Linked DNA regions of Homo sapiens: region 1 is linked to region 2. The links are chromatin loops, found by intact Hi-C in ENCODE. Cell type or tissue: dorsolateral prefrontal cortex. All regions are shown on one strand. Each heading gives the region's core, and the rest is flanking DNA. Links, peaks and the distances in the headings are about the cores only. Region 1 has its middle 29 kb from the start of SLC46A1. Region 2 holds the start of VTN (vitronectin).

Region 1 (10,333 bases), core at 1,088-9,087, 63 kb before region 2:
AAAACAAAAAAAAAGAAAGATAAAACAGAAAATAGGCCGGGCATGGTGGCTCACACCTGTAATCCCAGCACATTGGAAGGCTGAGGCAGGCGGATCACTTGAGGCCAGGAATTCAAGACCAGCCTGGCCAACATGGTAAAACCCCATCTCCACTAAAAGTACAAAAATCAGCCGAGTATGGTGGCAGGCACCTGTAATCCCAGCTACTCGGGAGGCTGAGGCAGGAGAATTAGAGAACTGCCTGAACCCCTGAACCCGGGAGGTGGAGGTTGCAGTGAGCCGAGATCACGCCACTGCACTCCAGCCTGGGCTACAGAGCGAGATGCTGTCTCAAAAAACAAAAACAAAAACAAAAACAAAAAACAAAAAAAAAAAAAGAGAGAGAGAAAAAGAAAGAAAAAGAAAATAACGAGTGTTAGCAAGGATGCGGAGAAATTAGAGCCCTTCTGCACTGCTGGTGGGAACATAAAATGGTGCAGCTGCTGTGGAAAACAGTATGGTGGTTCCTCAAAAAATTAAAAATGTACTCAGGCGGTTGAGGCAGGAGGATCACTTGAGGCCAGGAATTGGAGGCTGCAGTGAACTATGATTGTTCCACTGTGCACCAGCCTAAGCCACAGAGCAAGACCCCATCTCAAAATAGAAAAAGTTTAAAAACAGAATTACCATATGATCTAGCCATTTTACTTCTAGGTATATACCCAGAATAACTGAAAGCAGGGTTTCAAAGAGATATTTGTATACCCATGTTCATAGCAGCATGATTCACACACTAGCTAAAACACGGAAGAAACCCAAGTGCCCATGGATAGACGAATGGATAAGCAAAATGTGATATATCCATACAATGCAATATTAGCCTTAAAAAGGAAGGAAATTCTGCAATATGCTACAATAGGAATGAACCTTGATGATATAATGCAGAGTGAAATAAGCCAATCACAAAAGGGTAAATATTGTATTATTCCACTTATATGAGGTACTTAGACTAGTCAAAATCATAGAGACAAAAAGTAGAATGGTGGTTGCCAAGGGCTGTGGGAGAGGGGAATGGAAAGTTATTGTTTAATGCGTATAGAGTTTCAGTTTTACAAATTGAGAAGAATTATAGAGATGGATAGTGGTGATGGTTGCACAACATTATGAATGTATATAATTCCACTGATCTGTACACTTAAACATACTTAAAATGGTAAATTTTATGTTATGCATAATTTACCATAATAAAAATTGAAATAAAATAGTATACCATAATAATAGTATTCTCACAATACAGATACAATTGATAGATGTAAATAAACTCAAAATCACAGATTAGGATGGGCGTGGTGGCTCACACCTATAATCCCAGCAGTACTTTGGGAGACTGAAGCAGGAGGATCGCTTGAACCTAGGAATTGGACAACAGCCTGGGCAACATAGTGAGACCCTGTCTCTACAAAAAATACTTTAAAATTAGCTGAGTGTGGTGGCACACTCAGTTTGTCATGATGCTTGTAGTCCCAGCTACTTGGGAGGCTGAGGTGGGAGGCTCATTTGAGCTTGGGAGATTGAGGCTGCAGTTAGCCATGGTTGTGCCACTGCACTCCGGCCTGGGTGACAAAGAGAGACCTTGTTTCAAAAAAAGAAAAAAAAAAAAGCATACGTTATAGTAAAATATAAAATAATTAAGAAGTGGTGATTTTGAGTATTCATTACCTTTGTTTTTAATATTATTTATTATTTTTAAATGTGTGTAATTTAATTTTTAATAATAGCTCCAGTTAATAACTGGCCCTTTATAAAAAATGTTTGCTAACCTCGTCTATAGAGTTTCTACATTGGAAGTTTTGAAAGTTTTCTGTTTTTGACTTCTGACCTAATTGTGTTATAGTTAGATAATATTATCAGTATACTATTGATTTTTTAAATTTGAGGTAAACTTTGTTGCCTCATACATGGCCAATTGTTATAAATTATCCGTATAGGCCGGGCGCGGTGTCTCACGCCTGTAATCCCAGCACTTTGGGAGGCCAAGGTGGGCGGATCACGAGGTCAGGAGATCGAGACCATCCTGGCTAACACGGTGAAACCCTGTCTCTACTAAAAATACAAAAAATTAGCCGGGCTTGGTGGCGGGCACCTGTAGTCCCAGCTACTTGGGAGGCTGAGGCAGGAGAACGGCGTGAACCTGGAAGGCGGAACTTGCAGTGAGCCAAAGCCGAGATCGTGCCATTGCACTCCAGCCTGGGTGACAGAGTGAGACTCTGTCTCAAAAAAAAAAAGAAAAAAAAATCCATATATACTTAAGAAAAATATGTACTCTTGAATTTTTTATAGTGTTCTAGATATAATGTATATTAAATCAAATTTAAGTTGCTCACATTTTTCATTTTTTTGTGAATTTTATATTTGCTTGATCTATAACTTACTGATAAATGTGTGCTAAAGTCTCGTATAAGGATGGAAGTTAATCTGTGTCAAGTATCCTTGTCAGTTTGTCCTTGTAGTTGTGTTTGCTTGTTATATATTTTTCTGTCCTTCAAGTTCAAGCTGAAGGTGTGTTTACATCATAGACATTTAAATACCCAAATATTCTGAGAAGCTTAAAAAAATGGTAGTTTCCTGTCCACCCCTCTTCACTCCCTTAGTCACCTTCCTCAACATCAGCCATTTCCAACTCTTTCCACCATTTATTTTGACATTTATATTTATATTATCTTTGTTTCTAAATAGTATATATGTGTGTGTGTGTATATATATATATATATTTTGAGACGGAGTTTCACTCTTGTTGCCCAGGCTGGAGTGCAATGGCGCGATTCCGGCTCACTGCAACCTTTGCTTCCGAGGTTCAAGCAATTCTCCTGACTCGACCTCCCGAGTAGCTGGGATCACAGGCATGTGCCACCACGCCCAGCTAATTTTGTATTTTTAGTAGAGACGGAGTTTCTACATGTTGGTCAGGCTTGTATGGAACTCCTGACTTCAGGTGATCTGCCCACCTCGGCCTCCCAAAGTGCTGGGATTACAGGCGCGAACCACCCACGCTCGGCCTCCAACCTCGAATTCTTTAACCAAACAAGCTATTGCTTCAGTGTGAAGGTAGAATCAGACAGTTTCAGATATGCAATATCTCAGAAGTTACTTCATACACCCTTTCTCGACAAGCTATTAGAAGTTGTCCTCTACCAAAATGAGAGTATAAATTAGGAAACAGCAAGTAGATGCATGAAATAAGAGATACGACACAGAAGGGAAGGTATGGGAATTTCCAGAATGATGACAAAGGCAGATCCTAAGATGACGCTTGTGCTCCAGAGAGGACAGCTTGTTCACGTTGGAGCAGTGTGACTCATGAGGCACGTGGACGTAATTGAGGGTTATAATAACCATGCCCTCTGCTAGTGAATGTGACCCACAAAAAGGAAGTAAATCGGCCGGGCGCGGTGGCTCACGCCTGTAATCCCAGCACTTTGGGAGGACGAGATGGGTGGATCACGAGGTCGAGAGATGGAGACCATCCTGGCCAACATGGTGAAACCCCGTCTCTACTAAAAATACAAAAATTAGCGGGGTGTGGTAGCGCACACCTGTAGTCCCAGCTACTCTGGAGGCTGAGGCAGGAGAATCACTTGAGCCCAGGAGGTGGAGGTTGCAGTGAGTTGAGATCTGCCACTGCACTCCAGCCTGGGCAACAGAGTGAGACTCTGTCTCAAAAAAAAAAAAAAAAAAAAAAAAAAAAGAAGAAGTAAGTCAAGGAGGAAGGCATGAAACCCAACTCAGGAAAAAGGGAAAGAGTATTACAAGGCGATAACAAGGGAAGACCCTAGCAGTGCAGCATGTCCAGAGATCAACTAGCCTAGATTGAAGAAGATTCAAGGTCTCCTTGATGGAGGAAAATAAAGCTCTCCAAGAAATGATATGGAAGTGATGGATCACCTGATGTGACTAAACTTTTGGAAAATTGTACCAAGAGGCTTTTAAAAAATGTTTTATTTGTTCATTTTTATTTTAGAGACAGGGTCTCACTTTGTTGCCCAGGGTAGTCTCAAACTCCTTAGCTCAAGCTATTCTCCCAGCTCAGCCTCCTGAGTAGCTGGGATTACAGGTTCAAGCTGCCGGGCCTGGCTCTCAAGAGGCTCTTAGATGGTGTGAGAAGGGTTAGTGATACATACAAAGGAAACCAAGCTAATGAAAACACTAGGCAATTATTAACTTTAGGAAAAAGCCAAAACTAAGAAAGGAATCATAATCATCATATACATTACCCAACTATGAATATTTGCATGAACATTCTAATGTAAACACTGAATCTTGATTTAATTTAAAATTATAATATAATCTTATTTGATTTAAGAGAGCTAAATCTTTCCAGTATAGTTATATTGTATTCAAATTATACTCTAATACGAAGTTGATAGCTGAAGTCCAAAATTGATGAATAAAATATGAATGTGGCCGGGTGTGGTGGCTCATGCCTGTAATCCCAGCACTTTGGGAGGCGGAGGCAGGTGGATCACCTGAGGTCAGGAATTGTAGACCAGCCTGGGCAACATGGTGAAACCCCTTTTCTACACAAGTACCAAAAAAAAAAAAAATTAGCCAGGCATGATGGTGGGTGCCAGTAATTCCAGCTACTCGGGAGGCTGAGGTAGGAGAATCCCTTGAACCCAGGAGGCAGAGGTTGCGGTGAGCCAAGGTCACACCATTGCACTCCAGCCTGGACAACAAGAGCAAAACTCTGTCTCAAACAAACAAACAAACAAACCAAAAATGAATTCGAGGTTGGAAATAATTTTTCTTCAGAATTTTGAAGTTATTGCTTCATTGCCTTTCTGCTTCAAGTATCTCTTCTGGGAATTCTAAAGTCATTCTGGTTCCTGATCTTCTTGTGAAAGCTTTTTTGTTTTCATTTGGGAAACTTGAAGGTTATCTCTTTGTCTTGAAGACCCTACAATGTGACAATAATATGCACTGGAGTGGGTCTATTTTAACAATTATGCTGAACATTCTGTGGGTTCTGTCAATCTACATCCTCCAATTCTGAGACATTTTCTTGAATAATTTCATTGATGTGTTCTTCCCTTTAATTTTTATTTTCTCTCTTTTTGGATTATTTGGATTCTGGGCTTCCTGGGCTGTCTCTCTCTTTTTCCCATCTTTTCTTTTTGCTTTAGTATTTTAGGGATTTCCTCAACTTTCTCTCGAGTTTTGCATTTCTACTACCACTTTTTTTTATTATTTTAATGCTTTTTTTAATAGCATCCTGTTCTTGTTTCATAGATGTAATATTTTCTCTTATCTCTCTAATGACATTAAAAACAGGTTTTTTGTTTTGTTTTGCTGAGATAGGGTCTTGCTATGTTGCCCAGGCTGGTCTCGAACTCCTGGGCTCAAGGGATCCTCTCACTTCAGCCCTCACGAGTAGCTGGAACTACAGGTGTGTACCACTGTGCCTAATAACAGGGTTGTTTGGAAATTTGGAGGTTTTTTTCTTGTATAGTTTCTATTTCTTCTGAGTGCTTTTCCTGTTTGCTTTAGTCCCTCCCTACAATGTTAGAGGCTTATCTCAGGTCCAGGCTTATCTCATAATCCATGGTCATTTTGTTATGATTAAGAGTGGGGAGAGTGGCCGGGTGCAGCGGCTCACGCCTGTAATCCCAGCACTTTGGGAGGCCAAGGCAGGCAGATCACCTGAGGTTGGGAGTTCGAGACCAGCCTGACCAACGTGGAGAAACCCTGTCACTACTAAAAATACAAAATTAGCCGGGCGTGGTGGCACATGCCTGTAATCCCAACTACTCAGGAGGCTGAGGCAGGAGAACTGCTTGAAACTGGGAGGTGGAGGTTGCGGTGAGCTGAGATCGTACCATTGCACTCCAGCCTGGGCAATAAGAGCAAAACTCCATCTCAAAAAAAAAAAAAAAAAAGAATTGGGGAAAAATTAGATACTCTGAGTCCATGAAGTCACAGTGAGTTTCACTGTGGTGACCTGGATTGGTCATTTGTTTGGAAACCCAAAGTTTCTGTATCTTTGGGTCTTTTTTCTGTGACTGTTCATATTCCTCAGAAAAGACTCTTCTAATCTTCCAATTAAAGGATATAGGTTTCACTTTAGCATTCTGGGAGCCCAGTGGCAGAAAAGGGTTAGGGGAAGTCTTAGCTTTCAGTATGTCTACAGTCACATAATCCCAACTTGCAGCGTGTCTTCAGCTGTGCTCATCAGCCTCCCTCCAGGCAGAGACCTTCTGTTGTTCCTTCTTTCAAGAATAATCCCCCAGTCATCTGCTAGGGTTAGGAGAGGCAGTACTGCCATGGTGTGGAATACTGGAGGGGATTTGGCATCTAACTACTTCTCAGCTTTTACCTAATCCTCCTTATTTTAAATTCCTCTCTCATACCCTCTCCAATTTTAGAGTTGCCTGTAGTTTCCAATTACTAAGTATTTTGAGGATTCTATGGTGAGAATGTGGTTGGTGGCCCACTGCTGTCTCAGAATTCTTCTCTATGTTGTTAAGTCATTTGGCCCATATGTTCATGTCTTCCAAACTGTTACTGTTGTTGTCTTCCCTTCCCCAACTCTTCTCCCTTCCATTAATTTTTTAAAAATAAATATTTAAAAATATATATTGAGACCAGGCGCGGTGGCTCATGCCTGTAATCCCAGCACTTTGGGAGGCCGAGGCAGGCAAGACTTGAGGTCAGGAGTTCGAGTCCAGCCTGGCCAACATGGAGAAATCCCGTCTCTACTAAAAACACAAAAATTAGCCAGGTGTGGTGGTGGGCACCTGTAGTCCCAGATACTCGGGAGGCTGAGGCAGGAGAATTGCTTGAGCCCAGGTGGTGGAGGTTGCAGTGAGCTGAGATTGTACCACTGCACTTCAGCCTGGGAAATAGAGTGAGACTCAGTCTCAAATATATACATACATATTATATATATATATATATATTATATTATATATACATTATATATACATATATACCATATAATATATTGTATAATAATATAATATATATTGTATAATAATAATATACTATATATATATTATATATACCACTTTAAATTGGGGCTTTTGGTTGGAAGTGAGATAGATTAGTTGTGTGTGCACCTTAACTTGGAAGATTAGTTGATTTTGCATCTTAACTTGGAAATATCTTACTTTTCAAATTTAATTCTTCCTCTCCCTCTTTGGTTTGGAGGTTATAAACTCTATTTCCCCTCTTTTAGAATATTAATCATTTGACATGCATACTTTATCTAAAATCTAAAATTATTCAAGTTCTCTACCATTCTCCTCATACCAATCATCCCCTTTTGTCTCATATAGTCCATTATCTTATTTCTATCTAGTTATTTTTCATAGCTTCCCTCAAGTTAAACATTATTATTTATCTTTTGTGCAGTTAATGTTTGATATACCTACTTGCTTATCAATTCATTGGCACACAACTCCTTCTTTCATCCCAAACCTTTTTTCCAGGATCACTTATTATCCTACATGGACCTATGAATTGAATGATTTGCGTCTTTCATGAATTCTGGAAACGACTCAGCCAATACCTCTGCAAAGAGCTGGGCATGGGCAACATAGCAACACTCTGTCTCTAAACATTTTTTTAAAAGGTCTACTCTAGACGCTCCTCCTAGAATTCAGAGTAGACCTATGTTAGACTTCATACTTTATTCTATCCTGTAGGTTTTATACCTCTATTTTATTTGCCTTTGTGCTGAATTCTGAGTATTTCTTCAGCTCTATCTTCAGTTCTTCATTTCACTAATTCACTCTTCATCTGTGTCCAGTCAACACAGATGATGTTTAGCCTGTCCTCTGAATTTGGTTTACTTTTATAAAAAAGCAAAACACAACAAAGCCAAATTTATCTATCATCTATCTATTTGAGACAAGTAGGAGAGAATGGGGTGGAGGAGAGTATATGGCTAAGAGAATTTTTTAAAAGATGAGATCAATTTAGCATGCGTAAATGCTGACAGGAAGGACCTGAGAGAGAGAGAGAGAGTCCAGGTTTTCCTATTCTTCCACGTGGAGTAGATATGATCCATTAGCAACTGTTGGATCTTCTATTGTTAGGCTTGGTTCCTAATTGTGATCCACAGCATCTATTCTACCTGATTTAAGCAGAAAGAAAGTTATTGGTAGATATCAAGTGGCTCAAAGAGGGCTGGGCATGGTGGCTCATGCCCGTAATCTCAGCACTAATCCCAGCACTTTGGGAAGTCAAGGTGGGAGGATCACTTGAGCCCAGGAGTTCAAGATGTGGCAAGACCCCATCTCTACAAAAAATAAAAATGTTAGCTGGGTGTGGTGGAGTGTGCCTGTAGTCTCAACTACTTTGGAGGCTGAGGCAGGAGGATATCTTGAGTCCAGGTGGTCAAGGTTGCAGTGAGCTGTGATTATGCCACTGCACTCCAGCCTGGGTGACAGAGAAAGACTTTGTCTCAAAAACATATAAAAAAATAAATAAAACAGTGAAATCACCAACAAAAAGCACAAAAATGTAAAAACCATGGCACTAAATAGACCTTGAGGGACATATTTACATTATGAGCTGAAACAAGACAGCAAAGTGTTGCTTTGTTTGACCTCAGCTGGGAATGTGTATTGGATAACTCAAATTTTCACTACATTGTATATGACCCTGAATGACCCCAAAATGCTGAGAAAGTGTCAAGAGTATTAATTTTGAGTCACACATAAATTTTAGCAAGTAGGAGAATTTGCAAATACAAAATCTCCATGTAATGAAACTATGCTAATGTTGGAAACCATTTGGGAAAAGGGGCTCTATTTCTGCCGGGGGTTGGGCTGAGAGGACAGGACCTAAGCTGGGCACTGCCTAGTTGTAGTTCCTTCATTCTTGCTGTATGATATCCCATTGTGTGAATACCCACAATTTATTTGTCTGTTCTACCTGTGATAGACATTTGGGTTGTTTCTAGATACTTGGCTGTCTTAGTCAATACTTGACATTTTCTGTTTTTTACAAAATTTTTTTTAGCCATTCAGATGTAGTAGTATTGGACTGCGGCTTCAATTTGTACTTCTGGTGATCAATGAGATTGTACAATGTTTAATGTTTTTTAGCCATTTGGATGTTTTCTTTTGTGAAGTGTCTGTTCAAGTCCTTTGCCCATTTGTAAAAATTGGGTTTTCTATCCTTTTCATACTGATTTTTAGTTCTTTAGATATCCTGAATATGAGTTCTTTGTCAGTTAAATGTACTACAAATATCTCCTATTCTATGGCTTGCATTTTCACTCTTTTAAGGATATCTTGTGAAGAATAAAAGTTCTTTTTGTGTCCTGTTGAAATAATCTTTGCTTACTCAAAGGCTATTAAGACATACTCCTGTTTTCTTCTAAAAAGCTTTATTATGCCAGGCATGGTGGCTTACACCTGTAATCTGAGCACTTTGGGAGGCCGAGAAGGGCAAATCACCTGAGGTCAGGAGTTCAAGACCAGCCTGGCCAACATGGCGAAACCCCATCTCTAATAAAAATACAAAAATTAGCCGGGTGTGGCGGTGCATGCCTGTAGTCCCAGCTACTCAGGAGGCTGAGGCAAAAGAATAGCTTGAACCCAGGAGGTGGAAGTTACAGTGAGCTGAGATCATGCCACTGCACTCCGGCCTAGGCAACAGAGTGAGACTCTGTCTCAAAAAAAAAAAAAAAAAAAAAAAGGCCGGGCGGTGTGGCGGGCACCTGTAGTCCCAGCTACTCAGGAGGCTGAGGCAGGAGAATGGCGTGAACCTGGGAGGTGGAGCTTGCAGTGAGCCGAGATTGCGCCACTGCACTCCAGCCTGGGTGACAGAGGAAGACTCCGTCCCAAAAAAAAAAAAAAAAAAAAAGAGCTTTATTATCGTACCATTTACAATTTATCTACAATTGATTTCTCTGTAGGAGTAATGTAGAAGTCAATATTTTTTTTCTGAATGGACTATGGACTTTCAATTGACCCAGGAGTACTTATTAAAAACACCTCTGTGATGCTTAATTTTTTTTTTTTTTTTTTGAGAAGGAGTCTCGCTCTGTTGCCAGGCTGAACTGTAGTGGCACGATCTTGGCTGGCTGCAAACTCCACCTCCCGGGTTCAAACAATTCTCCTGCCTCAGCTTCCTGAGTAGCTGGGACTACAGGCACGTGCCACCACACCCAGCTAATTTTTGTATTTTTAGTAGAGATGGGGTTTTCACCATGTTGGCCAGAATGGTCTTGATCTCTTGACCTCATGATCTGCCCACCTCGGCCTCCCAAAGTGCTGGGATTATAGGTGTGAGCCACTGTGCCCAGTGAATTTTTATATCAACTTAACTGGGCTAAGGGATGTCCACA
Region 2 (10,333 bases), core at 1,188-9,187:
AAATAAGAAAATTATTTAATCTGGCTGAATGCAGTGGCTCATGTCTGTAATTCCAGTACTTTGGGAGGCCAAGGCAGTAGGATTGCTTGAGTCCAGGAGTTTGAGACCAGCCTGGGCAACATAGAAAGACCCTGTCTCTACCAAAAACAAAAACAAAAACAAAAGATAAGAAGGAAATTATCTAATCCAACACCCTTACTTTTTCTTTTCTTTTTTTTCTTGACAGGATCTCACTCTGTCACCCAGGCTGGAGTGCAGTGGCGCAATCTCAGCTCGCTGCAACCTCCACCTCCTGGGTTCAACTGATTCTCATGTCTCAGCCTCCCAAGTAGCTGGGATTACAGACATGTACAACCACACCTGGCTCTTTTTTTTTTTTTTTTTTTTTGTATTTTTAGTAGAGACAGAGTTTTACCATGTTGGCCAGGCGGTCTTGAACTCCTGACCTCAAACGATTCGCCTGCCTTGGCCTCCCAAAGTGCTGAGATTACAGGCGTGAGCCACCGCCCCTGGCCAGCCAACACTCTCATTTTCAGAGGACTTACCTGAGGCCCAGCGAAGGGAAGGACTTGCTCAGGAACATATCAATTCAGACCTAGGACTTTATTTTGAGTCTCCTGATGCCCCAGCCCTCACTTTTCCCTATGCACCTGGCACCTTTACAGAGTGGAACTGTGCTGCACTCTTGTGATAACTACTCACCCAGCTCCCAGTTCTTCTGTGGTCTGAGAGGCTGTGGGTCTGGTGAAATGGGCAGATATTTTAGAATTACACAGGTCTGGATTCAAATCCCAGCTCCAAAGGAGGGGAAGATTGTATATATATTGCAAACATGTCTATATAATATACATGCAAATGCCTGTATATGCAGAGACTCTCTCTGGAAGGATATACAAGAAACTTGTTATAGTGGTTTATCTCCAGAGAGGGGGTCTGGTTGAGAAGAACTTTTAAAAAATTTTTAATTTAATTTTAAAAAATTGAGACAGGGCTCTCACTATGCTGCCCAGGCTGGTCTCAATCAAACTCCTGGGCTCAAGTAATCCTTCTGTCTCAGCCTCCTAAAGTTCTGAGATTACAGGCATGAGCCACCATGCCTGGCTGAGAATAACTTTTAACTGTATACCTTTTGTGTGCTTTTCCACTTTTTTGAATTTATGTGCAATGGCTTTCGTGATTTTTTTTTTTTTTTTTTTTAGATGGAGTCTCACTCTTGCCCAGGCTGGAGTGCAGCGGCACGATCTCGGCTCACTGCAACCTCCACCTCCCTGGTTCAAACAATTCCCCTGCCTCAGCCTCCAGAGTAGCTGGGATTACAGGCACACGTCATCAAGCCCGGCTAATTTTTTGTATTTTTAGTAGAGACGGGGTTTCACCATGTTGGCCAGAGTGGTCTCGAACTCCTGACCTCAGGCAATCTCCCGCCTGGGCCTCCCAAAGTGCTGGGATTACAGGCATGAGACACTGCTCCTGGCCGCCTTTCTGTGATTTCAAAAACCTGTCTCCTCCATTTATTCATTGAATATTCCTGGGAAAGCCATTTAACTACTCTGAGGATAGCTTCATTAAGATCCCCTGAAGGGGGTGGACTGTGAATATAGAGGGCTAGCAGTCATATGGGGACCTCACTGGGTGTTGTGGGGCCAGATTTGAAGAGCCATATTCTGTTGGACTTCTGGTAGTTGGAAGTCAGGAAAACTGTGACCTAGGCTCCTTGACAATGGGTGCAATAGCATCCTGAGAAGAAGAAAGCAAGAGGGAAGTGGCAAAAAGGGGTAGGCACACTGATGGAATTGTTTTTTTTTTTTTTTTTTTTTTTTTGACAAGGTCTGGCTCTGTCACTGAGGCTGGAAAGCAGTGGCATGATCTCAGCTCATTGTGACCTCCGCCTCCTGGGCTCAAGCCATCCTCCCACCTCAGCCTCCTGAGTAGCTGGGACTGTGCATGCCATCACGCCCGGCTAATCTGTATATTTTTTGTAGAGATGGGTTTTTGCCATGTTGCCCAGGCTGGTCTTGAACTCCTGGCCTCAAGTGATCCACCCACCTCAGCTTCCCAAAGTGCTGGAATTACAGGCATGAACCACCATGCTTGCCCAGAAGAGCCTTCTTTGAGATGAGGCAGTGGGGGCTTGGTTGGTGAAGGAGAAAAACATTTCATAAATTCGCAGTGTGTCACTCCCCTTCTCTTCTTTCCAGCCCCATTCTCATGCAGCCTACAAGGGGTGCAGGGACCCTCCCCTTCTTTTTTCTTTTGAGATGGAGTCTCACTCTGTTGCCAAGGCTGGAGTGCAGTGGCGCGCTCTCAGCTCACTGCAGCCTCTGCCTGCCGAGTTCCAGCAATTCTCCTGCCTCAGCCTCCAGAGTAGCTGGGGTTACAGGCACACACCACGCACCACCACCATGCCTGGCTAATTTTTGTGTTTCACTTGACCTCAGGTGATCTGCCTGCCTTGGCCTCCCAAAGTGCTAGGATTATAGACAGTGCCTTTTTTTTTTTTTTTTTTTTTTGAGACGAGTCTTGCTCTGTCATCCAGCGTGGGGTGGAGTGCAATGGCACAATCTCGGCTCCCTGCAACCTCCACCTCCCGGGTTCTGTGCGATTCTTCCACCTCAGTCTCCCCAGTAGCTGGGATTACAGATGCCCGCCACCATGCCCAGCTAATTTTTGTATTTTTTTTTTTTTTTAGTAGAGACAGGGTTTCACCATGTTGGCCAGGCTGGTCTCGAACCCCTGACCTCAGGTGATCCACCCGCCTGGGCCTCCCAAAGTGCTGGGATTACAGGCGTGAGCCACGGCGCCTGGCGGGGATCCTGCCTTTCTTTGGAAGTATTGTGATAGCAACCACGCACGTTGTGCTCTGTCCTTGGTCCTGAAGAGACCAGCGTGCGTTTCTTGAGACCAGGGACACTGGTTAGTGACTCTTCTCTCGGTAACTCTGAACCAGGTGAGAATTGCCATTTTTAACCTTGAGATATAGCAGTACTGTTTGCATCTTGCAACCCTCCTCTCCTTGGGCTGCTGGCTGTACTCACTCTCCAGGGATTGTAGTTATAGCTCCTGACTCCACATAGCAAGCCTGCAGGGCACACCTACCAGCCTTGACCCCACCACACCCAGTGAGCACATATTTTATTTGCTACCCCCTCCAAATTCATGGCCTATCCCCATCATGGCAACGGATGTCAGATGGGAGGTTAATGGCTTGCCAAATAAGCAGAACCCTATCTTGGTCTCCCAACCTAAATTGCTTCATTCATGCATTTTTGACAGTTGTATCTTTCCACCAATCACCAGGTAATTTTTTTCTTTTCGAAAATGGCAAGGAAAACACCCCCAACCCACTCCCTTCACACTTGTGAGAGCTGCATGAGCTGAAAGTGACTCTTCCAAAAACTCTTCTAAGCTTGAGAAGCTGGAGACTTCAGCATGAGACTGGAGTGTGACAGCTTGGTCTGCTCTGGCATCAGAAGGGAGGGAAAGTGAGTCCTTGGAGGTCTTCATACTCCAGGAGAGATCCCAAGAGACATGCAAGAGTGGCAACCAGGCCTCTGTTTGACCCTCTTGCGGCATCTTGGTGCTAAGTGGGGTGAAGGGAGAGAACACACACTCTGCCTGGTCCCCGCCGGGCTCTGCACCCCGGTGTCCTCTTCCCCCACCCATGCCTCCCAGCAGAAAACTGTTTCCCATCAGCAGCTGCAGAATGAGATCATGTCTGGCCTGTTGCAAGAACCAGAATGAAGGATGGAGCAGAAGTTGGATTGGGGCGGCAAGAAGGGAGTAAGCAGCCTCAGGCCAGCACGCCTTACAGCCTGGGGAGGAGGGAAAGGAGAGGTCTCCCTCCCTCTTTTCTGAGCGTTGTGTTTCCCTTCTTCTCTCATTGGGAGAGGGATGGGATGATGGCGAGAGAAGGTGTCATAGACGGGAACCCAAGCCGGTGGGAAGGAGAGCTGTGGGCTTGGGGGGCGGGGGAGAGGGAGAATTGGCAATAGGATGCCATCTCCATCCATAGAGCCAGGGACGGACTCCTGTCCTGTAACTCCATTCCTCACCCCACTAGCCCTGGGAGCAAATCTTAGTTCACTGTGATCCACTGAGCAAGTCACTAAACTTTCCCAAGGCTCAGTTTCCTTATCTGTGAAACAGACAGGCTGACCCCTAACAGAGATGTAGTGCAGGCAGTCAGAGAGGTGAGGGAGGCAAAGGCACGGCGCAAGGCACACGGGAACGCAGGCGCTTAACTGTCCACACCACGCGGCGCTCTCCCAACCCCGGCCTGGCGCGCTCACCGGTTCTCAGCCACCAGGATCTGCTCCAGCAGGCGCGCGGCCTGCACACGCGTCTCCAACTCCGGCGCCTGCAGCAGCCGCAACAGCAGGTCGAGGCCGCCATCGAGGCGGATGGCGTCGCACAGACCCTGGGCTACCTCGCGGCCCACGGCCGGCAGCAGCCAGGCCTCCTCCACCAGTTGGAAGACCTCGGCCAGGCCGGCGCCCACGGCCCGCGCGCCGCCCGCCTGCTTCAGCGCGGACAAGGCCTGCTGCAGCTCCGGCAGCGCGCGCTCCAGGGCGTCCTGCACCTCGGTGCCTGCCCCCGGCGACACTTCGCGGGGCCCGCGGCCACCCGCAGCCCACCATGGGCCCGTGCCACCGCCCCCATCTGGCCCAGGCACCGCCAGCCGCTCGGCGCCCGGCCGTGGGCCCGACATGGCGAAGAAGCGACACAGCTTGTAGGCGGAGAGAAGCAGCGTCAGGACCATGGGCGCGGGGCCGCGGGGGACATCCCCGGCCTGGAGGCGGGGCCACGCGGAGAGACCCGGGTTTTGGGAAAAGAGGGACCCGAGAGGGGTCGGGGAAAGAAGATGGAGGGGGAGGAATGGAGAGAAGGGTACCAGGCAAGGGTGCCGGTCAGAAGTTTGGGGGAGGAGTGTCGGCAGGATCGGGGGAGCGGTTGGCAAAGGTGATGCAGGCCCAGATGCAGGGAGTGGGCGAAAGGAGAGAGCGAGCAGGCGAGGGATGGCTCCGGACGCCGTAGGGTAGAGGAGGCGGCGGCTGGAACAAAGCGTGGCCTGGGCACGGGCTCGGCTGAGCTGGGAGATGCTCGGCAGCAGCCACGCCCCGGAGGAGCAGCGGTCCCCGGCCGACGCCCCGCCTCTGGGTCCCGCGGGGCTCCTCCAGCCTCCTGCAGCCACGCCCCGGAGGAGCAGTGGTCCCCGGGCCGACGCCCCGCCTCTGGGTCCCGCGGGGCTCCTCCAGCCTCCTGCGCAGCCCCACCCCCAAGCCGTCCCCAGCCACGCCCACGCCCCTGGCCAGCCTTCCCTAGCCCCTCAGTCAGTCGCAGCCACCTCCCCCTGCGCTGGACTTGGAGGAAGGGGGTGGAGAATGAGAGGACGCTCTCCGTTCTCCGCCCCGCCTCCCCGCCCCACGTGACATCGGTACGTGGGAGCAACACCGCTGGATGCCCCCTCCCTACTAAATGGTTAAAACAATCATCATAACTCTTAAGGCCCTTTTATGGCTGTTTCTTAGCGAAACCTCACAACATGCCTATGGGGTGGGAATTGATGTTCCATTCCACAGCTGACTCCACTGAAGCCCATGAGGAAGAAATTGGCCCAAATCACAGTCCCCTCTGATTACAGAACAGAAAAAGTCAGCTAAAATCTCAGGATCACTTTTTTCAGGTGATGGGAGGATTTCAGAAGTTCTGTGGACACCTGAAATTGGGCACAAAATCAGGTGTTTCATGCCAGTGGGCATTTTCCAGGTAGAGGGATCATATTTCTCTCGAGAGTCTAAAAGTGTGTTGAACAAGCCCACTCTTTACAGATGGGGAGACTGAGCCTGGGGACAGGGAGTGGCCTGCTCAGAAAAGACTCAGAAATTAAATCCAGTCCAGTGGGTTGATATTTACCCAAATTTCCAGCCTGGGGAGATTGATGCACCCAAGAGAAGAACCCAGAAATGAAACTTTGTTCTTTTATGCTAAAAAATAAAATTCCCCAGAGTGCTTACAATCTCTCCTCCCACTCCCTTTTTCCTGCCCTAAATAAATAATGGCGAATGAGCACCCAGCCAGGGATGTGTCTGATCAAACAATCATGGATCAATAGCTATGTTTGGAGAAGGAATTTGTGGCTGCTCCAGCTACTGGGCATTTTGTCTGGTCCAGTTCATGTAATCTCCCAACACCCCATGAAGCAAGGCTTTGTTAATCCTATTTTACTGAAAATGAACTAAGACTCAGAGAGATAAAGCTGTTGCCCAATGAGCCTTCTTTCTGCCCTCCAGATCCACGGTGCTAATTCCCCTTCCGATGACCTAATGATTCTGAGCTTGGCAAAGGTCTTATCTCCCAGCTCGCCCAGGCCCAGTGTTCCAGGAATGTGACCTTTGCTGCAGCAGCCGCTGGAGGGGGCAGAGGGGATGGGCTGGAGGTTGAGCAAACAGAGCAGCAGAAAAGGCAGTTCCTCTTCTCCAGTGCCCTCCTTCCCTGTCTCTGCCTCTCCCTCCCTTCCTCAGGCATCAGAGCGGAGACTTCAGGGAGACCAGAGCCCAGCTTGCCAGGCACTGAGCTAGAAGCCCTGCCATGGCACCCCTGAGACCCCTTCTCATACTGGCCCTGCTGGCATGGGTTGCTCTGGCTGACCAAGGTACAGGGGAGTGTTGGTGGCCATCTGGGTCAATGTAGGGAGGGCGAGGGTGGTCTGGGCTTGGTGGCACCGACTGACACTCCTTCCTCATAGAGTCATGCAAGGGCCGCTGCACTGAGGGCTTCAACGTGGACAAGAAGTGCCAGTGTGACGAGCTCTGCTCTTACTACCAGAGCTGCTGCACAGACTATACGGCTGAGTGCAAGCCCCAAGGTGTGTTCAGAGCCCAGGTGGGTGGGCTGGGGTGCCCCCTGCTGCTGGAGACTCACTACCATCCACTCTCTGCAGTGACTCGCGGGGATGTGTTCACTATGCCGGAGGATGAGTACACGGTCTATGACGATGGCGAGGAGAAAAACAATGCCACTGTCCATGAACAGGTGGGGGGCCCCTCCCTGACCTCTGACCTCCAGGCCCAGTCCAAAGGGAATCCTGAGCAGACACCTGTTCTGAAACCTGAGGAAGAGGCCCCTGCGCCTGAGGTGGGCGCCTCTAAGCCTGAGGGGATAGACTCAAGGCCTGAGACCCTTCATCCAGGGAGACCTCAGCCCCCAGCAGAGGAGGAGCTGTGCAGTGGGAAGCCCTTCGACGCCTTCACCGACCTCAAGAACGGTTCCCTCTTTGCCTTCCGAGGTGAATCCAGGGCAGGTACTGGGGATGCGGGTCTGCCCCAGGAGCGTCCCTGCTCTCACACCATCTCCTCCACTCTAGGGCAGTACTGCTATGAACTGGACGAAAAGGCAGTGAGGCCTGGGTACCCCAAGCTCATCCGAGATGTCTGGGGCATCGAGGGCCCCATCGATGCCGCCTTCACCCGCATCAACTGTCAGGGGAAGACCTACCTCTTCAAGGTGCCAGGGGCTGTGGGCCAGGGTAGAAAGCATCTAGGGAGGGTTTGAGAGCTATTGCTCCCAGGGACAGGGTGGACAGGGAAGCTGGACCCAGGGCCCTGCAGGACCTGGTGGGAGCTCTGTGAGCACAGGGCAGCCCCAAGACTCCAGGTCCTGGGCAGTGAACCTGGACCTGGGAACGGCTGCCTTAGGGCAAGGGACTCTGCCTCTGTGCCCAGCCAGCGGCCTCCATACCCCTTTTCACTTTCCCCACCTCTTAGGGTAGTCAGTACTGGCGCTTTGAGGATGGTGTCCTGGACCCTGATTACCCCCGAAATATCTCTGACGGCTTCGATGGCATCCCGGACAACGTGGATGCAGCCTTGGCCCTCCCTGCCCATAGCTACAGTGGCCGGGAGCGGGTCTACTTCTTCAAGGGTACTCAGGGGGTGGTGGGAGACTGAGCAGGCAGTGGAGCAGTCTTGGATTCCTTTCACATTTCACTGGGGACAGGCCTCAGCATGTGCCCACCCCTGACCCCCACCTCATGCTGGGAGATCCTAACTTCAACAGCCTCTGGGATCTCCAGTCTTGCCCTGGCCCAGCCCTCCTAATGCCCACCACCCTGCTCCTCAGGGAAACAGTACTGGGAGTACCAGTTCCAGCACCAGCCCAGTCAGGAGGAGTGTGAAGGCAGCTCCCTGTCGGCTGTGTTTGAACACTTTGCCATGATGCAGCGGGACAGCTGGGAGGACATCTTCGAGCTTCTCTTCTGGGGCAGAACCTCTGGTATGGAGAGAGGGCAAGTCTTGCTTCTCCCTCAAAAGGGCTGAAACCCCTTGGTATTGGTAGAGCCAGGCCGGCTGGAGGGGGCTGTGGTTGTGGAGCTATCGATCAAAGTCTGTTTGCTCAGGCCAGACTTTGCTTCTGTTGACCTTTTGGGGAAAGCTCAGCTCTACCTGGACCCCACACCTTGGACTTTGCCTAGCACAGCTGAGAGCACAGCCAGCAGAGGGAGGGGCTGTGGCTGAGGAGTTTAGGGGGCCTGGGGGGGTGGGGTCGAGACACCAGTGATATGGTGGAGGGAAAGCACAGGGGGAAGGGAATTGGACTGAGAGTCAAAGGCCTGGCTCTGCCATTCGCTGCTGTGTGTCTTTGGGCAAGGTGCAGCAGATGAACTCTAATGGCCCCGCTGGAAGGGGCAAGATTCGGACCCCCAAGACCTCTCATTCACCCCTTCCCTGCCACAGCTGGTACCAGACAGCCCCAGTTCATTAGCCGGGACTGGCACGGTGTGCCAGGGCAAGTGGACGCAGCCATGGCTGGCCGCATCTACATCTCAGGCATGGCACCCCGCCCCTCCTTGGCCAAGAAACAAAGGTTTAGGCATCGCAACCGCAAAGGCTACCGTTCACAACGAGGCCACAGCCGTGGCCGCAACCAGAACTCCCGCCGGCCATCCCGCGCCACGTGGCTGTCCTTGTTCTCCAGTGAGGAGAGCAACTTGGGAGCCAACAACTATGATGACTACAGGATGGACTGGCTTGTGCCTGCCACCTGTGAACCCATCCAGAGTGTCTTCTTCTTCTCTGGAGGTAGGAGCCGCTGCCACCCCTGAAGCTGGTCTAGCTTGGGTTTTCCTTGCTGTCCCTGGTGCACAAGGGCTGAACGCAGCCTGCAAGTAGTGACCACAGAAAGCCAGGCCAGAAGTCCTTAGCTGCATCATGGATGTTCACTTTCCCTTCTGGGAGAGACCCTAGACTTCTCAAGGGAAGAGTGGGCAGGGCCAGGCTGGGCCTCACGCATCCTCTGCTTTCCTCTCTTCCAGACAAGTACTACCGAGTCAATCTTCGCACACGGCGAGTGGACACTGTGGACCCTCCCTACCCACGCTCCATCGCTCAGTACTGGCTGGGCTGCCCAGCTCCTGGCCATCTGTAGGAGTCAGAGCCCACATGGCCGGGCCCTCTGTAGCTCCCTCCTCCCATCTCCTTCCCCCAGCCCAATAAAGGTCCCTTAGCCCCGAGTTTAAAATTATTGTTCTGACTGGGGTAGACACATCCCTGTCTGGGTAAAGGAGAGGAAGCTGGACTGTCAGAATGGGTTGGTGAGGGGGACAGAGAAGGGACAGAGAAGGGCCTCGCCGTGTCCAACCCATGTTGGGCTCAGGACCTCTCTGTGCTCAGGACCTCTCTGTGAACCGGTTTGGGGCTGGGGAAGGCCTCCTGAGAGCTACCCTTCCTCTTGAGCTAAGCAGCCCCCAGCAACCCACCAGCAGCTAAGCAGACACTTGAACTCCTCTGATGATGACAAAGTTACCAGGCCAGCCTCCGTGGGTGAGGCTTGCTTTGCCCCTTGGAGTTGACTAGGGTCTTGGAGGAGAGAGAAGGGGCAAGAGTTGGTGGGGTTCTGGCTCAGCTTTTTTGTCCATCCTGATCTGAAATCCTAGTAGCTCTGACTCCTGAGCACTTGGGGAACCAGTCACTGTGCTTCCCCAAACCCACCCCTAGGGTGAGCCTTTCTTGAGGTCTCTGTCTAGGGTCTAGGATGGGGAGCAGCAAGACCAGGAGAGATAGTGAAGGGCAGAAACTGAAAGGAAATTCAAAAGCACACACTTCTTGTGGAAAAGTGGCCCAGGAGCCCAGGAGTTTGAAGCTGCAGTGAGCTATTATTGTACCACTGCACTCCAACCTGGGGAATAGAGTGAGACTCTATCTCTAAAAACAGAACAAAATAAAAAAGGGGGGGAATTTTTGTCTGGGCATGGTGGCTCATGCCTGTAATTCCAGCACTTTGGGAAGCCAAGGTGGGAGGATTGCTGGAATCCCGAAGTTTGAGACCAGCCTAGGCA

Evidence for each region. Peaks named below come from ENCODE experiments on the same cell type or tissue, not always from the same donor. Only the 100,000 strongest peaks of a DNase experiment are listed, where the experiment ranks them.
Region 1: it touches region 2 in a loop (4-fold over the local background); 4 of 110 quality-filtered maps call a loop at or near these places.

Annotation. Positions count from the first base shown.
Region 1 is chr17:28,429,769-28,440,101 of GRCh38, reverse strand. No RefSeq gene overlaps it. Among named protein-coding and RNA genes, the nearest start is that of SLC46A1, 29 kb to the right of the region's middle. In dorsolateral prefrontal cortex, for the core only: no CTCF peak of the experiment used is centred there; no DNase peak of the experiment used is centred there; H3K27me3 peaks cover 757 bases.
Region 2 is chr17:28,366,459-28,376,791 of GRCh38, reverse strand. VTN (vitronectin) reads left to right here and starts at 6,485. Exons shown (of 8, transcript NM_000638.4): 1 at 6,485-6,652; 2 at 6,746-6,865; 3 at 6,941-7,285; 4 at 7,364-7,503; 5 at 7,764-7,920; 6 at 8,119-8,271; 7 at 8,733-9,077; 8 at 9,311-9,508. The coding sequence starts at 6,589. The coding sequence ends at 9,423. SARM1 (sterile alpha and TIR motif containing 1) reads right to left here and starts at 5,098. Exons shown (of 9, transcript NM_015077.4): 1 at 4,290-5,098. The coding sequence starts at 4,759. RefSeq lists silencers at 4,546-4,715, 5,036-5,365. In dorsolateral prefrontal cortex, for the core only: no CTCF peak of the experiment used is centred there; DNase peaks (open chromatin) are centred at 2,834, 4,755 and 5,381; H3K4me3 peaks cover 3,462 bases; H3K27ac peaks cover 4,439 bases.